Regions from separate parts of the Homo sapiens genome. Here region 2 is linked to region 1. The links are chromatin loops, found by intact Hi-C in ENCODE. Cell type or tissue: lower leg skin. All regions are shown on one strand. Links, peaks and the distances in the headings refer to the core of each region. The heading gives the core; the rest is flanking DNA.

Region 1 (2,818 bases), core at 119-2,618:
ACATTATGAAAGAGATCAAAGGAAGTCAGCAGGGCTCTGGAGGGGTGGGGTCACAGCCACCAGTCTCTGCAGCTCTCCTGCATTAGTTTTAGGCATTGTTCACATTGGATGAAGGCACTTCCCCTGGAGGATCCTAACCCGCTACTGTGGACAAGGCCCCTGGCTTTGCTGTGCTCTTCTCTCCCACCCAACCTGGAGGAGGAAGGCTCCCACCCGAGAGGTGCTGTCAGACGCAGGCACATGTGCGCTGCAGGAGAGGGCTCTGATAAAGAACAGCCTCCTTGCACAAAGCCAGGTTAAATACATTATGATTCATTTAGTATTTTGATGACTCTTAAAAAGTTACATTTTAAAGGCTTCTAATACTCAACTAGTTACAGTTAATTTAAGCTTGTAACTCACTCAATTCTGGTGAAGTTTCCACTATGGTATTTTTATTTTTCCTTGGCTGAGAAGCAGAGTTGAGTAGCATATGTCACTAATCATGAGGGACTCCAGCACAAATTAATCCTAGCAGCAATTGATCTTTACTTGGTATAGTTATATCCAATTCCTGACAGACATCTTACGGGAAGCAATATGGGCACCCAATCTGACACTAAGTAATCACCCTAATACATACATATTGATCCGTAAGGCAAAAATAATTGGTTTAATAATTTTGTGCACAAAATGTCCAAATTCATAAAATATTAATCACAGCTTTTTATTAGAACCAAAATGTAATAAGTTCTGTAACTCCATATTCTGATATTTGCAAATGTCTGATCTTCAAGATCAAAAAATGAGAATTACCCTTCAAATATTTTTCTGGAAATTTTCCCTTCAATTTCCAAGTGAGCTGAGGACAATTCAACTTTACGTGTAACTGATCCTTTACCAGACAGTATTTCCTTAGCTCCTTCATCAAAGAACTCAGTCAAACACCTCGAGAATGCCTGCCAAATACTGTGATGAAGAATTAGTATTTATTTTAGAGAAATTATTTTAAGGTAGACATTCCTTCAATCTGAGTGATTTTACCAATGTAACAATTATGTTCAAAAAGCACTTCTTTCTTGAGTTATTTTCAGAATCTCTAAAATGCCTTTCCCTTTCATATACAAAATAAATAAAGCTGTAATAATTATCTTTCTCCTACGGTTTGAAGCAATTAACACATTCATCGATTTTGCTCAATCAATACAAGGAGCTTATGATGAATCTGGGCCAATATATTTGTCCAACGTTGCTGATAATTCCGTACCATGTGTCAGACTTGATGGATGCACCATCCGTCCTCTCGTGGATTGATTCTGAGTATTGTAGGAAAACCATGCACCATGGAACTGCAGAGGCATTCCTAACATCCATATGTGCCATGAGGAACAATAATGCTACACGTGGTACTTGCCAACTAGACACCTCCTCAGGACCAGGTGGCTCTGGCACTGGACTGGTTGCCTGGTGGCAGCTCAGCTCTGTGCATGATTCAACCTCAGCAAGCCTCAGTTTCTTCCTCTGTAAAATGGGAATAACAACAGCACCTACCTCTTAGGCTGCTACAAGGATTTAATCAAATCATTCACATTAAGCATTCTGCACAGCAGCTGACCCACAGTAAGCACTTACGTTGCATCGCAAGAAGGGGCAAAATGAAGAGGATGGGGAGTCTGCTCAGGGAAACAGATCTTGTGGCAAACATCTATTTGGCACAAACAAAGTGTTGGACATTTAGCAAAGAGAAGGGGCAATACAGTTGTAATTATGTAAACTGGCAGGATAAGCACAGAAATGAACTTTTTCTAAACAATGCCGAGCTTCCTCCTCTGCAGTTCAGAGGAGGAAGTCATCGCTTTTATTGAAGGAGTGGTTGAGGAGCTGTTTGCAGAGAAGTTGGGGCATCTGGGCAGGGTTTTTAAGGATGGCCAGGGACTCACCTGGTGAAGATGGGCAAGAGGGGCTTCCAGGCAGAAGGGGCTGGTGGAAGAGGAGCCTCAGTGGGGGCTGTGGCGGATGCAGGAATGCCATCATGGCTGTACAGTGCTGGGAAACTTGAGCTCTATTTCATAAGGTTCATAACCAGATGTGATAAAGCTAGGTCTGCATTTTAGAGGAGCCATGCAGGTGGCATCAGGGAGGATGGACAGGGACAGAGAGACTGGATGGGGGCACTGCAGGAATCCAAGCAGAGGACAGGCACCCACGAGGCAGGAGCACAGGGCTGGAGAGGAAGAGAGCGGGAGAGGAGAGCCTAGCACTGAAGAATAGGAATAGAAGAGGCTCGGTGAGTGTGGCTCCCTGACCATGCCCAGCCCTGCTGGCCAGGTAAGGGGCAAGGTCGGGCAGCTTCTTCTGGCTTCTGCAGACACACCTGCCCTCATCTCACAATCCTCTGCCACCTGATTGGTCCCAAATCTGCTCTCCCAGTCCGGTGTCCTTGGTCCTCCCACTCAGCTGGTTTCCTCCCAGCCTTGTGGGATTAGCAGGCCAGGGAGAGGACCAGGGGAGGGTCGCAGACGTTACGCAGAATGGGGAAGGGTCGTCATGGGAATGCCAAGGGCAACGTCACTACAGTGCTCAGTGAATGAATGAATGATGTGTGTAACAATGAGAAAATAACTGAACAATTAAACCTTAGCTTAGCTTGCCGACTTACTGAGTAGGAAAGTGTAGACATTACTGGAAACATTTCTGCCATTACTACAACTTCTTGGTCAGTGTGGGGGCATGCCTGGCCTTTCCATTTATCAGCAATGAAACCGTATTCCAAAAAACACTGAGTGACTAATGCCCCATGTTAATGTCGAGTCTCAATCACCCTTAAGTAGAGTGTTTC
Region 2 (2,818 bases), core at 137-2,636, 57 kb after region 1:
AGATTTCTCTACCCAGACAAACTATCAATAAAACATGGAGGCAGGAATAAAAACTTTTCAGGTGTGTATGCATTCAAATATTTTATGTATCAATATCCTTTCACAGACAGATACTTACTTAACTTTGTGTGCAAGCAAAGCAAGAAACAGGAAGACAGGGATTCCATATGCCAGGTCCCACCCAGCAGGAAGGCGTCTCCCAGGGTGAGGTGGTGTCACCTGGACAGCAGCCAGAGCTGGGCATGGCACCTGGGGAACTCCTAGAAGGGTTTTTTGGGGGAAGAAGGACTTGGTTGAATAGAACAGACACTGGAGAGGTGGAAGAAAATAATAAAAGGATGTGAAGAAGGCAAATTTTTAAAAAGTAAAAGGGATTAGAAACTTCAGGAAAAATAACAAGCAGTACAGTAAAAGAAACGTAATCCAAGCACACTATTTGGTTGTAGGTAAGTATATTCTCATAGTCTTAGCAAGGTAAGCCCTGTTGGTTGGTTTATAGCAACCTCTTAGATAAAGCACTGAAGAGTCATTGAGTAGGGGCTAGTATCTTACACATTTGAGGGTCATAGTATGTGCGTTATACTTGATGGAACAATAAATGAATGTGTATTCCTTCATATTACAAAGGAACCAACAGGAAAACAAAAAATAGTGATGTACTTGATTGGGTATAGTGGTAGAATATAATTAAGTTGAACTCTCAATATCTCAGAGCATGCCATCAATAGCCAATGCTTAAATCGACAAGTTAAGTAATGCCCACAGGAGCACATTACTTAGAGAGATGGCAGAGACCACCAGAAGAGGTCACAGTGGGGACAGTTCACAGGGCTCCTCAGAGAAGGGGGACCGGGAAGCTTGGGGTGGAGGATGCTTGTTCTTATAAGTCCTCCTGCACTACTGGAGGCTTTTATTCTTGTACTGTGTTATCAGGGAAATTTATAAAACTGTACACAACAACTGAAAAACAAACAAACAATAGGTCTTTTGCCTGGATGGCCTGGGCTGGACAAGGGGTGGATGTGGGGTCTGCCTGGACAAGTGCTGTGGTGCTGGTCCTGGCTCTGGGCTCTGAATTCCATGCCCTTGATGCTCCTGACACTCCCCACTTTCCTGGCTGCTACCCCAAGGATGCAAGTTGCCCTCAATGCCCCAGATGTCAGGATCCGGTCCCATTGGAGTTTCTCCCAGGGACACACACAGGCCCTTCGTCCTGCTTTGATTCCTAGATGTCCCCGGGGACCTACAAGTCAGGTTCATTCACCTTCACTGAAGAATAAAGAAAAAATTTCAATAATAAAGTCAAAGATGATTCCTCCCACAAGTGCTGTGGCTGTCTCCATTCTGAAAGTCCCCATCTACCCACCACCCCCCTACACACACATATTCACAGATACAGGCACATGGTAACATACATGCATACACATGCAGATTCACACACATGCACATAGTCACACACACACTCTCTCACGTACACATTCATGCACACACACACTCAGAAACACACACATATGCTGGGGAAGAAGCACGTCAGGCTTCTGCAGGCTCCCACAGGACACAACCTGAGGGGACTCTTCTGAGTCGTGTCTGACTCACCCGACGGAGTAAGCCGTGGACTGCGGTAATTAATCAGCTGTGAGTTTTCCAACCTAGCATTTCGGGAAAGGTTCTGGCAAGTCCATGTGTGGAGAAACCACTGGCTGTCATCCCGTTTCCACCCCGAGGCATCCTGTGAAGAGGAACCCATCACAGAGAGAAGAGAATAGAAGAATGAGGCCAATGCACCAAGTAATAACAAAAGGAAAAATGGATGTCTAAAATTAATGATGGTAACACATGTAACAATGCCTGCCATAGAATGGTTCTTTAATACCTGTTAGCTAAAAAGAAAAAAAAAGATTCCAGTCCCCAATTTAGCATCTATAAATAGTGCCAAGTTTTGGGAAATGTTAATTCTCTCTCTTAAGAAATGAGAATTAATATAATTTTTGCAAAATATGGAATTCTAAAAGCCAGTAATTCTTACAGAAGCTGGGATAAAATATGTACCTTAGAACAGACGATTGATCAGAAGACTTTCTGTGTTAAGTGTAAAAGTCCTTTGAGAATTTCGTGGCCAAGCAATTCTTGGGTCAAGGTACAGTCACGATAGTCACACAAGTGTTATTTACACCTTTACTCAGAAACAAAGCTGGATTATTTCTGTGATGAGCATGCTTGTGAAATGTGTTACCCTGGGATCCACAGCCTGGAGATCAGCATGAGAAGAGGGAAGATTAAGAAAACACAGCTCTGGGATGAGGACGACGTTATTGTGAATATATATATATATATATATCTGTGTTTGTGTGTATATGTGTGTATATGCACACACACATATACATGTATATATATACACACACACACACACATATATATATACAATTCAGCAAAGCAGATACCAAGCATAGGCCCATGACCCTATTTTTTGTGATGGTTTCTGAGAAATGGATAAAAAGTATACCCAGGAAAAAGAAAAACTGATAAGCCGTGAAAAAACAAGACTTTCAAAAAAATTGTTTGTATTCGTTAACTTTTGCTGTGACCACAAACAGCCTGAACATGTCAATGGCTTGCAGCAAGATCTCTTCTGTCTTGCTTTTGAGACATGAAGTGGAGACAGGGACGGGGCCGGCGGTGGCTCAACTGGACCTGCTCAGTTGGGCTCGGGTTGGCGTAACTCATGTCTTCTCACCCAGAACCCAGGCTGGAGGGACAGCCACCTTCTGGGATGTACTGATTCTGTGGTGAGACAAGTGAGAGAGCCTGGACCAGGCCA

What was found. Hi-C counts contacts between places; a loop is a spot of excess contacts. Peaks named below come from ENCODE experiments on the same cell type or tissue, not always from the same donor. Only the 100,000 strongest peaks of a DNase experiment are listed, where the experiment ranks them.
Region 2: a loop joins it to region 1, with 30 times the contacts of the local background. A loop is called at or near these places in 1 of 110 quality-filtered maps.

What each region holds. Positions count from the first base shown.
Region 1 is chr5:6,456,359-6,459,176 of GRCh38, reverse strand. The region is part of intron 1 of UBE2QL1 (ubiquitin conjugating enzyme E2 QL1); the gene reads right to left. LOC105374639 (a long non-coding RNA gene) reads right to left here. Exons shown (of 2, transcript XR_007058679.1): 1 at 1,612-2,818; 2 at 1-1,500. Among named protein-coding and RNA genes, the nearest start is that of UBE2QL1, 8.9 kb to the right of the region's middle. In lower leg skin, for the core only: no CTCF peak of the experiment used is centred there; no DNase peak of the experiment used is centred there.
Region 2 is chr5:6,398,967-6,401,784 of GRCh38, reverse strand. No RefSeq gene overlaps it. Among named protein-coding and RNA genes, the nearest start is that of MED10, 22 kb to the right of the region's middle. In lower leg skin, for the core only: no CTCF peak of the experiment used is centred there; a DNase peak (open chromatin) is centred at 1,644.